Regions from separate parts of the Homo sapiens genome. Here region 1 is linked to region 2. The links are chromatin loops, found by intact Hi-C in ENCODE. Cell type or tissue: thyroid gland. All regions are shown on one strand. Each heading gives the region's core, and the rest is flanking DNA. Links, peaks and the distances in the headings are about the cores only.

Evidence for each region. Peaks named below come from ENCODE experiments on the same cell type or tissue, not always from the same donor. Only the 100,000 strongest peaks of a DNase experiment are listed, where the experiment ranks them.
Region 1: a loop joins it to region 2, with 4 times the contacts of the local background. A loop is called at or near these places in 2 of 110 quality-filtered maps.

The regions. Positions count from the first base shown.
Region 1 is chr15:84,841,323-84,851,704 of GRCh38, reverse strand. All of the region lies in intron 5 of ALPK3 (alpha kinase 3), which reads right to left. Among named protein-coding and RNA genes, the nearest start is that of ALPK3, 29 kb to the right of the region's middle. In thyroid gland, for the core only: a CTCF peak has its summit at 5,976 (motif pointing left); a DNase peak (open chromatin) is centred at 5,944.
Region 2 is chr15:84,780,381-84,790,762 of GRCh38, reverse strand. ZNF592 (zinc finger protein 592) reads right to left here. Exons shown (of 11, transcript NM_014630.3): 4 at 5,868-8,106; 5 at 1-58. The coding sequence starts at 8,087. Among named protein-coding and RNA genes, the nearest start is that of ALPK3, 32 kb to the left of the region's middle. RefSeq lists enhancers at 2,417-2,586, 7,088-7,675, 7,676-8,263. In thyroid gland, for the core only: no CTCF peak of the experiment used is centred there; a DNase peak (open chromatin) is centred at 5,062; H3K27ac peaks cover 2,186 bases.

The sequences.
Region 1 (10,382 bases), core at 1,594-9,593, 60 kb before region 2:
TCCAAATAAAAAAGCAAGGTAAAGGATAGAAAGTATAATATGCAACCTTTGTGTGGAAAATACACAGACACACACACACGTATTTTCAAATGTAAAGAAAATAGCTCTGGAAGGATGCCCAAAGAACCTGCTTTGGTAACTGCCTTCAGGGAGAGGACCTGAGCAGTGGGGATAGGGAAGTGGGGAGACTTAATATTCTCTATGTATCTTTTGTACTTTTTGAATTTTATACCTTGTGCATGTGACATACAGTTAACAAAAATACAATTAAAAATGAAAATATATAAGGAAATCAACCCTTGTGTGATCAGTGAGGCCCGTCCCTCAGCAAGAATCCCAGATCTGTTTCTCCAGGTTCATCTCTTGGGTCCCTCCGCCCAACACTAACTTAACTGTACTGACAACTGTGCTATTTAGTAACTCTTTTATGTACTTTTTTCTGTACCAGACATTCTCACCTACTCCTTGACCACCTGAAGGACTCCTTCTCATCCTTGAAGACCTCACTCAAGTTTCTTTTCTTCTTTAAAGACTTCCTGAGTTCCCTCCTCTACCCCAAAAAAGTTAGTGGCCCCCATAGCAAATTTACTAATTCCATCATTATACCCCCATTCTGTGTGGTATTTATTTCATGCATATGTCATCTGCTAATCTGTGAATTCTTCCCCTTTGAAGAGGGCCCAGTACAGGCCTGGGAGTTGGAAATCAATAAATACATGGTGGATGACTGAATATTCTCTGTACACTTCTACAAGGGCTGACCCCTCTAACTAAACATTATGACAGAGGGTGTGTGTGTGTGTGTGTGTGTGTGTGTGTGTGTGTATATCTGGAACTGTGTAAAGATATGAGAAGGAATGTCATATGTTTCTTAAAAATAAAAATGGTGTGAGCAGAATGAACCTAGTTGGCTCTATGTAAGCTTTTTTACTACAAGGGATATTAGGAGGTTTAATTTGCCATGCTGTCTTTTTCCCTCTTCCCTCATAAATTCTCAGATATTAAGGACTCAGTGTATGGCCAGATATGGTTGCTCATGTCTAGAATCCCAGTGCTTTGGGAAGCCATTGTAGGAGAATTGCTTGAGGCCCAAAGTTCAAAACCAGCCTGGCAACACAGCAAGACCCTGTCTCTACAAAAAAAAAACAAAATATTTAGCCAGGTGTGGTGGCATATGCCTGTAGTCCTAGCTACTCTGGAGGCTGAGGTGGGAGAATTGCTTGAGCCCAGGAGTTCGAGGCTGCAGTAAGCTATGATTATGACACTTGCACTCCAGCCTGGGCAATAGAGTAAGACCCTGTCTCTTAAAATAAAAACATAAAAATAAAAATAAAAAGTTTTATTCACCTTTGCATTCTTCACAGTACCAAACACATAAGGGGTTCACAGGAATGAACAACTGAATGAAAAATAGTATGGTTTATAACCCTCTAAGGGGGCATGGCCCTGGAATGCTGGTTTGGAAGAGCAAGGGACAAAACCAGGACCTTAACAGGGATGGGGCAGGGCAGTCATTTTTGCATAAGTTTTGGTAGTTTATAATTTTTAAATAACTGCTCTATTTCATCTAAGTTGTTAAATTTATGTGCAGTTTTTCATAGTAGTCTTTTTTTTTTTTCACCCTGTCAATCCTTACAGGGTCTGTAGTGATATCCCCTCTTTCATTCTTAATACTTGTATTTTGTGTCTTCTTTTTTTTTTTTTTCTAAGTCTTGCCAGAAGTTTATTGATATTATTGATCTTTTCAAATAACTAGCTTTGGGTTTATTTTCTCCATAATTTTCCTGTTTTTGGTTTCATTATTTTCTGTTCTTTTCTATCTGTTTGCTTTGGATTTATTTTTCTCTTCTTTTTCTAGTTTTCTAAGGTGGGAACTTAGGTTATTGATATTTCAGATCCTTTTTCTTTTCTAATATAAACATTTTAATGCTATACATTTTCTTCAAGGCACTGATTTAGCAGCATCCAACATTTTGGTATGTTGTATTTTCACTTTCATTCAATTTAAAATGTTTTCTAATTGGCCTTAGGACTTCTTCCTTGGCCCATAAAAGTATGTTCTTTAATTTAAAAGTGTTTAGAAATTTTTCTATTATCTTTCTGTCATTGATTTCTAGTTTAATTTCATTTTGGTCAGAGTACATACTTTGTATTATTTCAATTACTTCACATTTGTTAAGATTTATATTATGGTCCAGGATATAATCTATTTTGGTGAATATTTTATATGCACTTGAAAAGAATGAGTATTCTGTTGTTACACAGAGTATTCTATATATGTCTATTAGATAGTTGGTTGCTGGTGCTGTTCAGTTCTTTTATATCCTTACTGATTTTCTGTCTACTAGTTCTATTGATTACTGAGAGAGAGGAGTGTTAAAGTCTCCAACTATAATTATTGTTTTCTGTATATTTCTACTTTCAGTTCTGTCAGGTTTTGCTTCATGTATTTTGAAGGTATGTTGTTAGGTGCATACACATTTTTTATTGTTATGTCTTCTTGAATTGACCCTTTTATCACTAGATAGTTCACTATTTTTCTCTTAGTAATTTTTTTTTTTTGAGACAGAGTTTTACTCTTGTTGCCCAGGCTGGAGTGCAATGGCGTGATCTCGACTCAACGCAACCTCCACCTCCCGGGTTCAAGTGATTCTCCTGCTTCAGCCTCCCAAGTAGCTGGGATTACAGGCATGCACCACCATGCCTGGCTAATTTTTGTATTTTTAGTAGAGATGGGTTTTCTCCATGTTGGTCAGGCTGGTCTCGAACTCCCGACCTCAGGTGATCTGCCTGCCTTGTCCTCCCAAAGTGCTGGGATTACAGGTGTGAGCCACTGCACCCAGCCAGTAATTTTCTTTCCTCAGAAATCTACTCTGTCTGATATTAATATTGCCATTCCAGCTTTCATCTGATTAGTGTTTGCATGGTATATATTTTTCTATTATTTTACTTGTAACTGACCTATATCACTATATTTGAAATGGATTTCTTATTGACAGCATCAAGTTGGGAAAGTTTTTCTGGTCCTGTCTCACAATCTGTCATTTAATTGATATGCTCAGACCATTTATAGTTAATATAATTATTTATAGGTTTAGATTTTACTCAATAATTTTACTATTTGTTTTCTATTTGTTTCCTGTTTTTCCTTCCTGTGTTTCCCTATTCTTGCCTCCTTTTAGATTAGAACATCTTTTAGTATTCCACTTTAACTTACGTAGTGTGATTTTTACTATATCTCTTTGTATAGTATTTCTGTTGTTGCTCTAGGGCTTACAATATACATACTTAACTCTCCACAGTCTACTTAGAGTCAATATTTTACCACTTCAAGTGCCATACAGTAATCTCACCATCATATAGGTCTCTTTACCCTATGCCCCTTTATGTTGTATTTGTCTTATATATTATATTTGCATACATTAAAAAAACTCCAGCAATGTAATTTTTTTTTTTTACTTTTTACCTTCAAACATATTTTAAAGAAATCAAGATGAAATAATCTATTATATTTACCAGGATATTTACCATTTCCATTGCCCTTCTTTCATTCTTGATGTTTCAAGTTTCCTTCTGGTATTATTTCCTTTCTCTATGAAAAATTTACTTTAGCAATTCTTTTTCTTTTTATTTTTTTTTTTTTGAGATCAAGTCTGGCTTTGTCACCCAGGCTGGAGTACAGTGGTGCAATCTCAGTTCACCACAACCTCTGCCTCCTAGGTTCAAGTGATTCTCTTGCCTCAGCCTCCCCAGTAGCTGGGATTACAGGTGCCCCCCACCACCCCTGGCTAATTTTTTTTGTATTTTTAGTAGAGACAAGGTTTCACCATGTTGGTCAGGCTGGTCTCGAACTCATGACCTCAGGTGATCCACCTGCCTCAGCCTCCCACAGTGCTGGGATTACAGGCGTGAGCCACAGCTCCCAGCCTAGCAATTCTTCTAGAACAGGTCTGCTGACAATGTAGTGTCTTGTTTTTTCCATTATCTGAGAATGTCTTTATTTCACTTTCAATACTTAAAGATATTTTTGCTAAATGTAGAATTATAGGTTGAAAGTTCTTTTTTTTAGCATTAAAAAAAAATGTTGTTCCACTTCCTTTTGGCCTCCATTGTTTCTGATGAGAAATCTATAGTCATTCAAATCATTGCTTCCCTATAAATAATGTATTATGTTTCTCTGGCTACTTCCAAGAGTTTTTCATTGTCTTTACTTTCCAACAGTTTGGCTATGAGGTTTCTGGATGTGGAATTCTATGGGCTTTTCCTGTTTAGGGTTTGCTGAACTTCTTGACTTTTGCCAAATTTTGAAAGTTTTCAGCCATTATTCCTTCAGATATTTTTTTCTGCATCACTGTCTTTCTCTTTCTCCTTCTGATTATCCAGTGACACAAATGTTAGACTTTTTGATACAGCACTCCAAGTCTCTGAGGCTCTGTTCATTGATTTTTCTGATTCCTCTCTCTCTCTCTCTCTCTCTCTCTCTCTCTCTCTCTCTCCCCGTTTCTCCCTCCCTTCCTCTCTCTCTGTGCGTGTATGGGCGTATGTGTTCAGATTGAATAATTTCTATTGCTTTAACTTCAAGTTCACTGTCTTCTCCCTGTCACCTATCACTCTGTTGTTGGGCTCAACCAGTAAGTCTTTTTATTCAGTTATTGTAAATTTCAATTCTAAAATTGATATTTGGGGCTGAGGTGAGTGGATCACCTGAGGTCAGGAGTTCAAGACCAGGCTGGCCAACACAGTGAAACCCCTGTACTAAAAATACAAAATTAGCCAAGTGTAGCGGCACACGTCTGTAATCCCAGCTACTCCCTCAGGAGGCTGAGGCAGGAGAATCTCTTGAACCCAGGAGGTGAAGGTTGCAGTGAACCGAGATCATGCCACTGCAGCGTGCCAGGCAATCCAGCCTGGGCAACAAGTGCAAAACTCTGTCTCAAAAAAATAAAAAATAAAAAATGAATAAAATTGATATTTGGTTCTTCATATCTTTTACCTCTTTTTGTTTGTTTGTTTGTTTGTTTTGAGACAGGGTCTCCCTTTGTCCAGGCTGGAGTTCAGTGGCGTGATCTCAGCTCACTGCACCCTCAACATCCTGGGTTCAAGTGTTCTTCCCACCTCAGCCCTGCAAATAGCTCAGACTACAGACACACACCACTATGCCCAGCTAACTTTTTTGTATTTTTTGTAAAGACAGGGTTTTGCCATGTTCCCCAGCCTAGTCTTTTACCTCTTTGCTGAGACTTTCTATCTTTCCATTTGTTTCCAGAGTATTCACCCTTACTTGCCACATTTTTATAGTAAAGTCAGATGATTTTAAAGTCAGATGATTCTAACATCTGTGTCACTGTGGCATTGGCACTCTTTGATTGTCTTTCCATGCAAGTGGAGATTTTCATGATTTTTCATATGCCATGTAACTTTTATTGTATTTGGACATTTTAAATATTACAAGACTCTGATTCTTGTTTAAATCTTATGGAGAGTATTAACATCTTTGTCTTGGAAGGCAATCTACCTAGTTGTGTTCAGGCTACAAATTCCATTCAGGCCTCTGAGGTTATAGTTTCAATCTCGGTTCCATTTTCCAAGCATTTCCAATGCTGTTTGGGGTTTTTTTATTGTTGTTGTTTTATTTTTGAGACGAAGCTTTACTCTGTCACCCAGGCTGGAGTGCAATGGCATGATCTCAGCTCACTGCAACCTCTGCCTCCCAGGTTCCCGGGTTCAAGCAATTCTCCCACCTCAGCCTCCCGAGTAGGTGGGACTACAGGCATGTGCCACTATGCCTGGCTAATTTTTTCTATTTTTAGTAGAGAAAGTGTTTCACTATTTTGGCCACGCTGGTCTCGAACTCCTGACCTCAAGTGATCTGCCTGCTTCGGCTTCCCAAAGTGCTGGGATTACAGGCATGAGCCACCACACCCGGCCTGCAGTGCTATTTGGATCTGCCCTGTGTGTGTGCCACCCAGTGGCCAGTGTGGGACTTACATGATGGTTCATTAGTGTTTTTATTCTCGAAGTTTTTTATTCTCCCAAGTATTTCATTCTCAAAGTTTTTTATATGCTCTTCAGAATCAGATCCATGCAGGAACAATCTGGGGATGAGCCCAGAAATTTATAAAGAGTTTATAAACCCAGAGGTCATTAATGATTCTCAGAGGTCATTTTCCCAAGCTTTTCCCTTTCCACGGTTTCCCCCATAGGGCCCCCTTTTTCAGTCTTCTGGCCAAATAGCTGGAGCTTCCTTTACCCCTCTCTGCCACATTGTTTCACACATGAGCCTGTGATCTGGACCAAGGAAGAGACCCAGGAGAAAAAAAAAGGAACAGGGACTTGTCCCACTCTTAGGATCACAGCTCCTCTGAATAGAGGGGAAGATTCTCTTCTCTCAAAGTTTTAGGCACCTGTGGCCTCTGTTGCTACCACTGTCACTGCCAAGAAATCTCTTTTCCATTCCTGAAGGCTGATCTAGAGGGCTTCTGGAACTCTCTCTGCCCAAGTTAATGTTTACATCTGGGTTTCAAACAGCATTAAGACCAGGCCAGGAAATGCCAGAAGGGAAAAAAAAAAAAAGTAAACACCGTAGGTTCAGTGGTACTTTGAGTTCTGGTCTTCATCCCCAATCTGTCTGCGACTATTTGCTTTTCAAAGTTGTCAAGTAGGTGTATTATACATTTTGCCTAAATTTTAGGCTGCATTCAGTGGGAGATACAGAATCAAGTGTATTTACTCCATCTTATCCAGAAATAAAACTGCCATAACCAGAATAAATAATATTAGTTATTGTATTTTTCAGCTCTGGAATTCTAGTTGGTTCATTTTCAAGTCTTTTCCACCTTTTTTTTTTTGAGACGGAGTCTCGCTCTGTTGCCCAGGCTGGAGCGCGGTGGCGTGATCCTAGCTCACTGCAACCTCCACCTCTCGGGTTCAAGCGATTCTCCTGCCTCAGCCTACTGAGTAGCTGGGATTACAGATGTGCATCACCACACCCAGCTAAGTTTTGTATTTTTAGTAGAGATGGGGTTTCACCATGTTGGCCAGGCTAGTCTCGAACTCCTGACCTCAGGTGATCCATCTGCCTCAGCCTCCCAAAGTGCTGGGATTACAGGCGTGAACCACTGCGCTCGGCCTTTTCCACTTTTTATAGTTTCTAGGTATTTGGTGAAATTTGCAATCTTGTCTTCTTATCTCCTTCGATATATGAAGGAGGTAAACTAATTTTAATTTTATAATTCATGTCTAATAATTCCAAAAGTTGGAAACCTGTGGGCCAATTTCTTTCTTTTCTTTTGTTTTTTGAGACAGAATCTCACTCTGTCACCGAGGCTGGAGTGCAGTAGCACAATCTCAGTTCACTGCAACCTCTGCTTCCCAGGTTTAAGTGATTCTCGTGCCTCAGCCTCCCAAGTAGTTGAAATTACAGGCATGCACCACCACACCTGGCTAATTTTTGTTTTTTGTTTTTTTGGGTTTTTTTGAGATGGAGCCTCACTCTGTCACCCAGGCTGGAGTGCAGTGGTGCAATCTCAGCTCACCACAACCTCCGCCTCCCAGGTTCAAGCAATTATCTGCCTCAGCCTCCCGAATAGCTGGGATTACAGGCATCCGCCACCACGCCCAGGTAATTTTTGTATTGTTAGTAGAGACAGGGTTTCACCATCTTGGCCACGCTGGTCTTGAACTCCTGAGCTTGTTATCCACCCACCTTAGCTTCCCAAAGTGCTGGGATTACAGGCATGAGCCACCATGCCTGGCCTAATTCTTATATTTTTAGTAGAGACAGGGTTTCACCACATTGGCCAGGCTGGTCTTGAACTCCTGGCTTCAAGTGATCTGCCCACCTCAGCCTCCTAAAGTACTGCGATTACAAGCGTGAGCCACTGTGCCCGGCAACCTGTGGGCCAATTTCTATCTTCTGTGGACTTATCTTCATTTCATGCTGAATATTATATTTGAAATACTTTTTAAAAATAATTTCAGGCTTAAGATGATGCTGTCATCCTCCAGATATGATTTTTGTTTGCTTCTGCCAGGTGCCTGAGGGCACTAGGTATCTTGAACCACCTAATTCTAATTTCAGGGATTGAGATATTTCTTAGTTATCCATGTAACTTGGAGCTCGTCAGTAACTCAATACCGTGAGACTAATTTACTTGATTCCCCTTTCTCCTAGGGTACAAACCTTCAGAGTCCCAACCCAAAACCCAGGGGGCTTACAAGGGCTCCCACTCTTGAGACCATGGGCTCTAATTTTTGTCTCCTTAGTCTCATGAGACTATCTAAACTATTGCTCACTGCAACCTCCACCTCCCAGGTTCTAGCAATTCTCCTGCCTCAGCCACCCAAGTGGTCAGAATTACAGGCACGTGCCACCACACCCGGCTAATTTTTTGTATTTTTAGTAAAGATGGGGTTTCACCATGTTGGCCAAGCTGGTCTCAAACTCCTAACCTCAAGTGAGCCACCTGCTTCGGCCTTCCAAAGTGCTGGGATTACAGGCATGAGCCACTGTACCCAGCCTAACCATGAGGTTTTTGTTGGAGCAGTGGAACCAACACAGACAACTTCTCAGGTACCACACTGCCTGAGCCCCTCCTCCTACCTTTGGGAGGCAAGGAAGAGGGGGCTGGTACTTCCTCCTCTGGCCCTACCAGGAGGATGCCACCATCTGGTATTGGGTTCCTCACCATTTAGGCAGAGAAGCCAGATTTGCACACTCACTTGGCCACCAGCCTGGTCCCTTCCTAAATGAGCTATGAGGGCCTATGAGAGCCATCTCTTCCAAAAGTCCCTGCTGTCCAGCCTGTGGGCTGTCAGGCATGTGCAGCAGCCCCACAAAGCCTTCCCCGGGCCACTGTGAACTTACCATTCCAGTGGCCAAAACTACAGGAGACCAGGCATGAGGGGGACAAGAGTCAGGAACAGGTTCCAGAAAGTCTGGTTTTAGGTCCTTGAGGTTTGTTCCACTCCAAAGCCCTCTGAACTACTGTTCCTACAGTCTAACCTTAGCACCCATGAAATAAAACCATTTCCCATGGTCACCCTTAAAACTAGTCTTTCCCTCCTTCCCACCATGAAAGTTCTCTCCATGGGAAAGCCCCTCCTGTTCTCCACAAAGCATCCTTTCCCCTTTGCCCTCTGCCAGGTGCTGTATCAGCTTGTCCCTCATGTGCTTCCCTTCACTGCTCCGAGAAACCACCTGTCCTCTGTCCCTACCCCTGGGAAACACTGCTTTCCTCCTGTTCCCCCATGAAGCCATTCCCGATCTATAACTGCTTCCTCTATCCTAAGAAACAGTCTCATCTTAGTTCTCACCAAAACCAGAGGATGTCTCCACTTAAGGTTATCAGATTTAGCAAAAAGAAATACTGGGCTGGGCACGGCGGCTCACGCCTGTAATCCCAACATTTTGGGAGGCTGAGGTGGACAGATCACTTGAGGTCAAGAGTTCAAGATCAGCCTGGTCAACACAGCAAAACCCTGTCTCTACTAAAAATACAAAAATTAGCTGAGCATGGTGCCTCACACCTGTAATTCCAACTACTTTGGAGGCTGAGACACAAGAACTGCTTGAACCCGGGAGCCGGAGGCTGCAGTGAGCTGAGATCGCACCACTGTACTGCACTCCAGCCTGGGCAACTCCATCTCAAAAAACAAACAAACAAATAAACAAACCAAAGAAAGAAAGAAATACCGACACCCAGTTAAATTGGGACTTCAAATAAATAACCAGTATTTGTCTCAGTGTAAATATGTTCTATCTATTTTATCCACCCCAGCCCCACTCTTGAAATACTTTTCCTTCTGCCACTCATAAGAAACACTGTCTTCTTTCTGTCCCACTATAAAACACTCTGTCTCCCAAAACCACTGTGAAATAATGCCCCCCAAGCCCCTGAAACATAAAGAAATAACCAAAAGGGACGAATTGTTTCCTTCCTGCCCTCTCAATCCCACCCCTCAAGCTCCTTAACGCTGCCACCCATCTGCCTCTTTGGGGAGTGGACACTCCACTACCCCTGTCTCCACACAAAACATAATCTTTTCTCTGTCAGCTACCTGTTCCCTAGAAGATGATGGCACTCCTGTTACCAAGTAAAAACACTTTGCCTCTGTTTCCCACCATAGTCATATCTGATCCCAACTGCCACTTACTTAGTTCTTAGAGGGCACCAGATTCTTACAACAGCCCTACGAAGTAGGTATTGTTATGATTATTCTTCCAGTTTTACAACTTGCTCTAGATCACGCCATGTTAAGGCAGTCAGATTTGCATATAGGTATGCCTGACTCCAGAACCTTAGATAAACCCAGATTTAACCAGCATTTCCTGGACATTCAGCTTTGTTAAAAATCGAATGAGTAGCCAAGTTGCCACCTGC
Region 2 (10,382 bases), core at 1,112-9,111:
GCTGGTGGGCACAGAAACTGCACTGGTTGGGCAGCAGCATTTGGCATACCTGGCAGGTCTAGGAAAGAACACCAAGAAAGCAGATCATGCAGGGGCCATAGGCCTGTGGCTCTCCAATCAGGGCTGTCTGGTTTGCTAGTACATGGGTCAGAATAACCCCTTCCCCCAACCACTCTCTCTTCCAACTCTCCTGGACACTTCTGACACCCCTAGACCTCATTTCCAGTGCTGATACTGATACCCAAGCAAGCTTTGTCTGACACCCTATTAATCAGAGACAGACCTGACCCTATTCTCTCAAAGACCAGTTCCGCCCCAGGACTGTGTTTCTTTCCTGTGGCTTAGCAGAGGACCAGCTTTTCCTTTGCAGAGGCCTAAAGCACATCTTGAATTCTAAGACCTCACTGCACTGCTAGACCCACCAGGGTCTCTGTCACAGCTCAGTAGAGGCAGTTCTTGCCATCTACCCCCAACATTGGCCTGGTAGAGACCTGCTCAGCACCTCGAGTCAGGTGGATCAGTGACTTCCAAAGTGGATCTGAGACCACCCTGATTGGTACTCAGAAGGCTCTCAATAAAGACTGACTGAGTGGTCTTGTCAGTTTCCATTGCTCTAGCCCTGTTTGCCCACTCTGCAGGTTAGGAGAGTTGCGGGGGTGGGGGTTGGGGGGTGGGATGGGTGGCGGGGGTTCCCTGAGCCACAGCTAAGCAAACATACCCACAGACAAGGGCAGATTAGGTAGCAGCTCCTTTGTTCCCAGCCCCAGGAGAAAACCAGGGGAAGTACAAGTACTACAACCAGACTAATTACGCTCTGATGGGCAGAGCTCTGACAAGCAGCCAGCCCAGAGGGAAAAAGTAAAAGACTTCGCTGGTGCCTGCATGCTGGAGAGGCCCTTCTTAACTTCTTAGTAAAGGGGACACCTGTCCTACTCACAGAGGTGGCCACTGATGTGGGGTCAGAGGAGCTGACTAGAGGGATATAGAAGCCAGCTCGAAGGGGCTTGCCACTGACCAAAGATAGGATAACATGAGCATTAAAAAGAATGACTGAATATGTAAATATACTGAATATATAAAAATCAATGAGCCATGACAACATTTAAACTAATAGAGGAGGTCACCTCAAACCCACTAGGATGGCTACTATTTGAAAGAACAGAAAATAAGTGCTGGTGAGGATATGGAGAAACTGGAACACTTGGGCACTGTTGGTGGGAATATAAAATGGTGCATCTACTGTGGAAAATAGTACAGTGGTATCTCAGAAAATTAAACACAGAAGTACCATATGATCTAGCAATGCCACTTCTGGGTGTGTACCAAAAAGACTTAAAAGCAAGGTCTCAAAGAGATACACTTTTATGCTTATGTTCATAGCAACATTATTCACAATAGCTAAGAAGTGGAAATAACCCAAGTATCCATCAATGGATGAAAGGATAAATAAAATGTGGTATGTACACACAATGGAATATTATTCAGCCTTAAAAAAAGAAGGGACTTTTTTTTTTTTTTTGAGACAGGGTCTCTGATGCCCAGACTAGAGCGCAGTGGCATGATCTTGGCTCACCGCAGCCTCCACCTCCCAGGCTCAAGCAATTCTCCTGCCTCAGCCTCCTGAGTAGCTGGGATTATAGGCACGCACCACTACCACCTGGCTAATTTTTGTTTTTTGGTTTTCTGTTTTGTTTTTTTTGTTTTTTTTTTTTTAAATAGAGACAGGGTTTCACCATGATGGCCAGGCTGGTCTCGAACTCGTGACCTCAAATGATCCACCCACCTTAGCCACCCAAAGTGCTGGGCTTACAGGTGTGAGCCACCATGCCCGGCCAAAAAAGAAGGAGATTCTGACATATGCTACAACATAAATGAATCTTGAGGACATGCTAAATGGAAAAGCCAGTCACAAAAAGATAAATGCTGTGTGATTCCACTTGTATGAGATACCTAGAATAGTCAAACTCCTAGAGACAGAAAACATAAGGGTGGTTGCCAGGGCTTGGGAGGAGGAAGATAAATGGGAATTGTTTTTTGTTTGTTTCTTTTTTAAAACGAGTACAGGGTTTCAGTTTTGCAACATGAAGAGTTCTGGAGACTGGTTTCACAACAGTGTGAATATACTTAACATTAACACTACTGAACTGTACACATCAAAATGATTGTGATGGGAAATTTTACATTACGTGTATTTTACCACAATTTTTAAAAAATAGAAGAGGGACTCTTAGAACACCAATTGAGATTGTCAGGGTATCAACTCACAACTCTGAGAACTGTTAATTAAAAGAAACAAATTATCCCATTTTCCAACGTAAACTATATTTCAGAGTAACCAAATAGCCCTCACGGAAGCAAAAAATATACTTTATACAGAATTCTAGCTAATAAATGAGAAAGAAACAATAGAATTAGAAAAATATCCTTTGAAACTCAATAAAATTAGACTCAAGCAGTGATTACTGATGGATAATTAGGTAAAAGGTGGGGAGCTTTACAATGAAGGGATCAGAATATTATCACCTAAATTCACTCTCATTAATTCAGCATCATTAAAAGTGAAGACAATCAGGCACTTTGTGCCTCCTTAAGTTATGAAACAGGAAGAACGCAGCACCCTCCACCCCCACCCTCCATCAAAACTGACCTGAATCTAATCAAGTTTTTATTGCTTACTTCCAGTCTACAGGAAAAAATATGGGATATGGAGGAAAAAATTCCCTGCATGAGGAAGTAATCAGTAAAACTCAAAGTTCTGGAAAACTTAGGAAGCAATCAGTTAAACCCAGAATTGTTCTGGAAAATGCTCAGAACACATGACCCAATTTCTTCAACAAGTCAATGGCATGAAAAGAGGGTGCCTACTAGGATGGAGTGGGAAGAGGTACTGTTCCAGACTGAGATATTTATGAAACATAAACAAACGTGATGTATAGCCCCATGTTCAGATCCTGACTCAAAATAATCCCAACTGTAAAAAGACATTTTTTGACATAACTGGAAAAATCTGAATATGAACTTGTAGTAGGTAATACTAAGGGACTGTTATTAATTGTGTTGGGTGGAATGACAATATCCATCTGGCTGACATCCTGCCCCAACAGCGTGGCTTGGAAAGCAAGAGGAAGGATGAAAGAACTCCCTGGGTCACTGCAGAGGGAGGCATGCTCCATTCAGGGGCAGACTCCCAGGAAGAAGATGGAAATCCCAAACCGATGCTGTTCCCACAGTCCCTGCTGTGGTGTGGAGCCCAACTATCTGTCCACCCCCTGCCCTGGACACATGGGCTGAAGCTAGATACTGTCCTGTGGAAAACCCAAGCCCAGCAGCCATCAAGCCTAGTTTTTAATCCCATAGCTCAGGGCTCACCCTTTCCCTGAGACTCAGAAGCCACAATGAGTGGCATGAGATTTTGTGAGGGATTTGGAGCTGGCTGAGAGAGGCCTGATAGCCTTCTGTGCACTCCTTCCCTTCCTGTCGGCGGGTGCTCTTCTCCAGCTCCCACTAGGGCAGAATGACACAGAGAGGATGTAAGATGAGAAAGGTGCCATGCCAGCCTGGGATCCTACACCCAGACCTCTGCCTACTCAAATTTTAGAAGATGCACAAGGAGGCGGGTGTGATGGCTCATGCCTGTAATCCCAGCACTTTGGGAGGCCGAGGCAGGTGGATCACTTGAGGTCCGAAGTTCAAGACCGGCCTGGGCAAACATGGCAAAACTCCATCTCTACTAAAAATACAAAAATTAGCCAGGCATGGTGGCGCACACCTGTAGTCGCAGCTACTCAGGAAGCTGAGGCAGGAGAATCACTTGAACCCAGGAGGCAGAGGCTGCAGTGGGCCGAGATCGCACCACTGCACTCCATCCTGGGCAACAAAGCAAGACTCCGTCTCACAAAAAAAAAAAAAAAAAAAAAAAAAGATACGTAAGGACCAGTGTGAAAAAATCCCAGGCCCAGGCATCAGACCTCCACTGCCATGGGGCCTCCTCATGGCCCCTTGACTCAGATAAAGTAAACCTGGCCCAACTCAACCATGCTGGGGCAGCAAGAACACTGAAGCCCCAGGGGAAGAGACCCAGAGTGCCCACACCCCATCTGACGCATCAGAAGAAAAATGCAAACTGAAACAGAGCAGGAGGAGATGAGAGGCCACAGTGGGATCCTATAGCACCTTCTGGCCCCTTTGGGGGGCTGAGTCCTCTGCAGAAGCCCTACAGGCCCGCCAAACTCAACCTCTGACCTCTACCCTAATATTTCCAAGACCAGCCTCATGCATAACAATGTCCTCTTCTTCAAACCCACTCTGCACTCTCATATTCCTTTGCTCCCTATACTCAAAACACCCTTGCCCCTCCTACTCCTCCAAACTCATCCTTGCAAGCCCAACTTAAATTTCACCTCCACACAGCATCTTCCTTACGCATGGAGTCATCGTGAATTAGTCCCTCTGGGGCACTCTGCGCAACTAAGTTTATAACCTTGGTTTAGCCCCACTCTCAGTTGGCCATATACTGTAGCTGTTTGGGTGGTGACCACTGCCCTTGCTAGGCCACTGTAAGCTCCTGAAGGTTAGACTCCCTTCTGCCGGCATCCCCTGGTTGGCATAGACCCCCAGCCCATGCACAGTGGGCACTCAGGGAACACATGCAAAGCTCAACAGCTACCAACACATGCACAGAACCCTGGCTGAACTGAAGCAAAAAGAGCTGTTTTACTTTCCTCCCAGGCCTCTGTAGCACCAGCTTAGGGAAGCACCATGAGGGGTGGGTCTGGCTATGTCATGAAGAGAACCACCTTCTGGAGGCCTCTTTCTTCAGAGAAACCACTAACACATAACATAGACACAGAAGGTGCCAAAGGGTATTCTCAGCGCAGAAGGCTTTTTTTTTTTTTTTAAATGAATCTCATCAAGCATAACCAAGAATCAAAACAAGCAGACAAGCACAGTTGCTTTCCTGGAGTGGTGAGAACGCAGTTGAAAGAAGGAGGCTCCATAAACCTCTGCCACAGGCCCCACATGTCTGTCCACTCTCCTTCCTCCTATCCCAGCCCTGCCATTGGCCCTACTGCAGTTTCCACAAAAGGACTCTGCAAGAACAGCTGTGTCACTGCAGGGCAGAACAACAACTTATTAAAGACACAGTTCTTTGGCTGGGGACAGTGGCTCACGCCTGTAATCCCAGCACTCTGGGAGGCTGAGGTGGGCAGATCACTTGAAGCCAGGAGTTCAAGAACAGCCTGGGCAACATGGTGAAACCCTGTCTCTACTAAAAATACAAAAATTAGCTAGGCGTGGTGGCACATGCCTGGAGTCCTAGCTACTTGGGAGGCTGAGGCATAAGAATCACTTGAACCCCAGAGGCAGAGGTTGTAGTGAACTGAGATCCCACCAGTGCACTCCAGCCTGGGTGACAGAGTGAGACTCCGTCTCAAGAAAAAAAAAAAAAAGACAAAGTTCTTAGAACAGACTGAGGTGCAGGGGCAGTGACTCAGCTATCTCTGTCCCCAAGTTCCTTGGTCACATGCTAAGACTGTGCTGACACCTGCCAGAGACCAGAGGGAGATCATCCAGTAAAGACCTATCTCGGGCCTGACACTGGGCCTTGACAGACCCTTTGAGGGGAAGTTGAGTGGAACACGGGACACGTCCGTAAATACACTTGCTAAATTAGGGTCTCACCTCAGTATGGGCAGGACACCTTTTCCAACAAACACCAAACACTAAATATTCAGGCAGACATCCTCTTCTAAGACTCATAAGATTCCACCACTGCCCCCATATCAATGAGCTTTCCTCTCCATGCCCAGTCATGGAACCTGTGTGAGCCAGGGGCCCGATACCCGTAACAGTGAGGGTCTGCTTACCAGCCCCTCTGTCTCCTCTGTTGTCCTCTGGAAATGTGCAGCCAGGACCATGTAGTCCCGCATCTGCTTGTGACATTCAAGACACTTGATTGAGTACCGGATGAGCCTCACAGGGTCTGGGTAGAGTGGCAAGGCTGGAGGAGGGGGACTGGCACTGCCCGAAGTGAGGCCATGTTTGGGAGAGGATGAAGGGGCTGGGGCTGCTGGTGCCGTGGAGTTCACAGGGGCCGACACGAACATTTGGTCCGCAGAGATAGGCTTCACCAGCAGCTGGGAACACTGCATGACGAGCCCCTTGCTCTTGTGGTCACGGGCGTGCCGGAGCAGGCTGCACTTGTTGAAGAAGAGCAGCGTCTTGGAGCACAGTGTGCACAGTACCTCAATGTGGACGCTCCGCCGGCCATAGTGCTGGCTCAGGCTCTTCTCTAAGGCAAATGCGTCTCCACACTCCAGGCAGCAGTACCCACTGGCCGGCACGTGGATCCTGCTGTCCGCAGGCGGGCTGAGATTTGGCGCATAGAGGGGCACGGGGTTGGAGCTGTGAAGGACCTTGTTGAAGACCTCTACAATCAGTGGGGCAGCCTTTTTCACCTGGTGGACCAGGGGCACCGACATTTGTGTAAGCTGTGGCTGGCTCCGTCTTTGCACTGAAGACTTGGCTGTCACTGATGCAGCAACACTGTGGGGGACGAGGTTCAGGTTGGCCAAGTGCACGGCTTTGGGCAGGAGGTTGGCAGGGGCCAGGGTGGATGCCTGCAGTGCTGTGCTCTGTTGCTTCTTGCCTGTCTGTGAGCCTGGGGCAGCCCCCTTTGGGACCCGGGGCCCAGAACTGCAGCTGGGAGATGACGAGTCACTGGCCTTTGTCATGCTCTCGTCCCCTTTCCTGGCCCCCTGGGGGCTCCCTGAATTTGTGCCTGCCTCAGGAAAGTGCTCTTCCACAGGCACCTCATCCCCTGGCATCTCGCTGGGGGCCTCTGCAATGGCGCTCCCTAGAGGTGACCCAACAGGGGACTTACTTGGATCATCAGGATCTGGCAGGATCCTTGTGACAGTCCGTTTGATTTCCCCTGATGATGTCTTAATGGTTTTGATTCTCACTTTGGGAATTGCTGGTGGGGAGCTGGCAGCCACAGACGGTGAGCCTTTGCTGCTGCTGTCACTGCAGATGCTACGAGGGCTGTCCGATGGCTTGATACTTTTTCTAGTGGCCTCCAGAGGGCTCCGGGGACTCTTTGGTGACTTGGGCATTTTGGGGCTACCTTTAGAACTCTCTTTAGTGGGCCCTGAGAGATCCTTTGTGTGGCCAGGCTGATCCTCCTTAGTGACACTAGCCACTCTTTTGGCCTGCAAGGCCACCAAGGCTGCCACACAAGAGGACAGCTTGGAATGAGCTGGCTTTAGACGCTGCCTAGGGGGGACTGATGAGCAGGTACCAAGCTCCCGGGCAAGCCCCTTGGACTCTCCAATACTGTTGCTAGGATGGCTGTTGAACTCCAAAGCTTCCCCGAAGAATCGAGTGGCATCCGGATCCTTGTGAGGTTCCACTGTGTTCTGCCCACTTTGCTCGTGTTCCTGCTGGCTCCCCAAGGGCAGGGGTTCTGGCTTGGGTTCTTTCTTACAAAAATGATCAAACATATGCAGCTCTGGAACCGGAAACTTAGCCAGAGCCTCCAGGACTGGGCCTCCCACAGCCCCGCACCCAAGAGGGGGTGGGAAATAACTGTCAGAGTGTTTGGGCTTTATCCCAAATCCGTTATCTTTGATGGGATCCTCAGGTTCTGGGCTGGAGATTGGACTGAACTGGTTGAAGGTGGGTAATGGCTCTGACTTGGGAGGCTCCAGTTTGCCAGGGAAACTCCTGGCACTGTCTCCATTCATAAAAGTAGAATCAAATTTCCCACAGTTGTGGGGATCTGGAGGCAGATCTGAGCCCCGGAATCCATTGTGTAGGAGACTGGGAGTAATGTGGTCTTTCTCCGCTTCAAATGACTCCTGGCGGCTGGTGTTCTTGACAATGACACTCACGGCCGGCACATCGGGGGCTGATCCTGAGTGAGACAAGGACACACTTTCATCCATACATATGCCTGGAGGTTTGAGGGGACTCTCATTCTCCTCACTGGGTGTCTGGATGGCCTCCTTGGCATCAAGGCTGGTGGGGTCTGGGATGTCAAAGGCAGCCAGAAGGTCATCAAAATCTGGGGTTTTCATATCCCCCATGGCTGGATGCTGGCAAGGGCTGTAACAGAAACAGAAAACAGAATCAGTGACCACCAGGGTCCCACTGGACCATCTTCACTACACACCCATCAAACTAATGCACACACAGCCAGCACACCCATGCAGAACCCCACATACTATGACAGGAAGCCACACACCTCAGTTTTACCCCAACAGGTTTCTAAAATGCTGGAGAGGTGGGGGCAGAGATGGAAAGAGTAGTGAAATGTAGCAACAAGCCTGCCTGGATGATCTTAAACCTCAGTACCTGGAAATTGGTGGCTGGTTATTACAAAGCCACAGAGAGTATACTCCTACCATACTCCCTCAGCTTCTCAGGGAATATCATCCCTCCACGATCATGTGCACTAGCAAAAAGCCACTTAGCACTTCCAGCCTTTAGAAAACTACTGATTAATACATGAAACCTGGCTATAACTTCTGCTAATTTACTCTTAGTAATTACTCACTAACTTTATATAACTTTGGGGTTTCTTTCTGCATAAATTCAATCAAATCCAAAATGATTTGCTATTTGTGTTGTCTCATGAATAAACTCTAGAAAATTATATCATCCCTAGGTATTTTTTCTCTGTTCAGCAGACACACTTGATTCCTTTTCACCCTAAAACTGTTATCAGTTGGTGAATGCTCCTCCATTAAACCTGAGGAACAGGGTGACTTGCAAAGTACCAACAGTTATCAAATTGGCCAAGTGACAGTTTGGGGGAAGCCTAAATTCTATTTTGACTAATATACAAAGAATAGGATAATAATTCTATTTTAAATTAATATACTTGTCTCCTTCATGATCTGGGAAAGCAGAGCTACAGAACTACTGCAACAGAGGAAACACAAGGCCCTAGAGAGACCTTCCATTAGGAAATTCTTATAAAACTCACACTTCAGATGAAACATGAAACTGGCTGGCTCAAACCTGCTGGAGGGAGAAGAAAAACCTCACCATCTCCCTTTAAGTCCTGCATCTGCTTCAGCATTCCAGGGCCTTTACTGGCTTAAGTGTTTCTTACGTCACATTTATGTTGAAAACCTTTCTGGATGCAGATTGGCACAATTCTTTCAGAAAGCAGTATGGTAGCTTCATAGAACCAGAAAAGTGGCAAACTTTAGGTCCAGGAACCCCACTTCCAGAAATTTATCCTAAGAACAAAAATTCTCAAAAACTACATGCAAAAGTATATGTTACAGCATTATTTAAAAAGCACAAAAGGGAGACATACACACAAAAATAATTTAAATGTCTAAGACCAAAAAAAAAAAAAAATACTTGATAGACTATAACGCAGTCATTAAAAATTCTCATTAAGGGCCCGTCGCAGTGGCTCTTGCCTATAATCCCAGCACTTTGGAAGGCCAAGGTGAGTGGATAGCTTGAGGTCAGGAGTTCAAGACCAGCCTGGCCAACATGATGAAACCCCATCTCTACTAAAAATACAAAAATCAGCCAGGCGTGGTGGTGGGCGCCTTAATCCCAGCTACTCCGGAGGCTGAGGCAGGAGAATCACTTGATCCCAGGAGGTGGAGGTTGCCATGAGTAGAGATCGCACCACTGCCCCCAGCCTGGGCGACAGAGTGAGCAACTCCATCTCAAAATAAATAAATAAATAAATAAATAATAAAAATTCTCATTATGAAATCTATATAGCAACAAGGAAAATTATTTATAATGTCAAGTTTAAAAAGACTAATACAAAAATGTTGTCAGACTATAACAATGTAAAACTACGCGTGCATTTGAGCCAAGATTTTTTAAAAAATGAAAATGATTACGCAGACTAGTGGAATTACTGTTGGGTTATTTTTTCAAAACTTTTTTAGGGGGCTGATAGATTGCTTTTATAATTTTTAAAGGAAAAATAACAACAACAACAACAACAACAACAAAACCCACTCAGAACCACAAGGCAGCAGGTGGCATAGCAGAGGTATATCTCTTACCACCCCGTGGGATCAACAGGTTTCCAGGTTTGGTTTCTTGCCCCACTCCCAACTCCCAGCAAAACACATCTGCCTGCATATGAGTTCTCACAGAAAATGAAAACTCACTCCCTCCCATTGGGAAGATATCTAATTATGGTAATAATAAAGTACAATACCAATTACCTAAACATGGGTTGGCAGAATACCCCACTGGAATGAGATACAAAGTTTTGAACAGAACGAATGTTTGTCTCTTGGAACAGGAGGTGTTGGAACCCATAAACAAGGGGAACATACTGGATGTCACTGAAAACAGTGGGCACTCAATACCAAGTGACCTACTAGGCAGGGTGA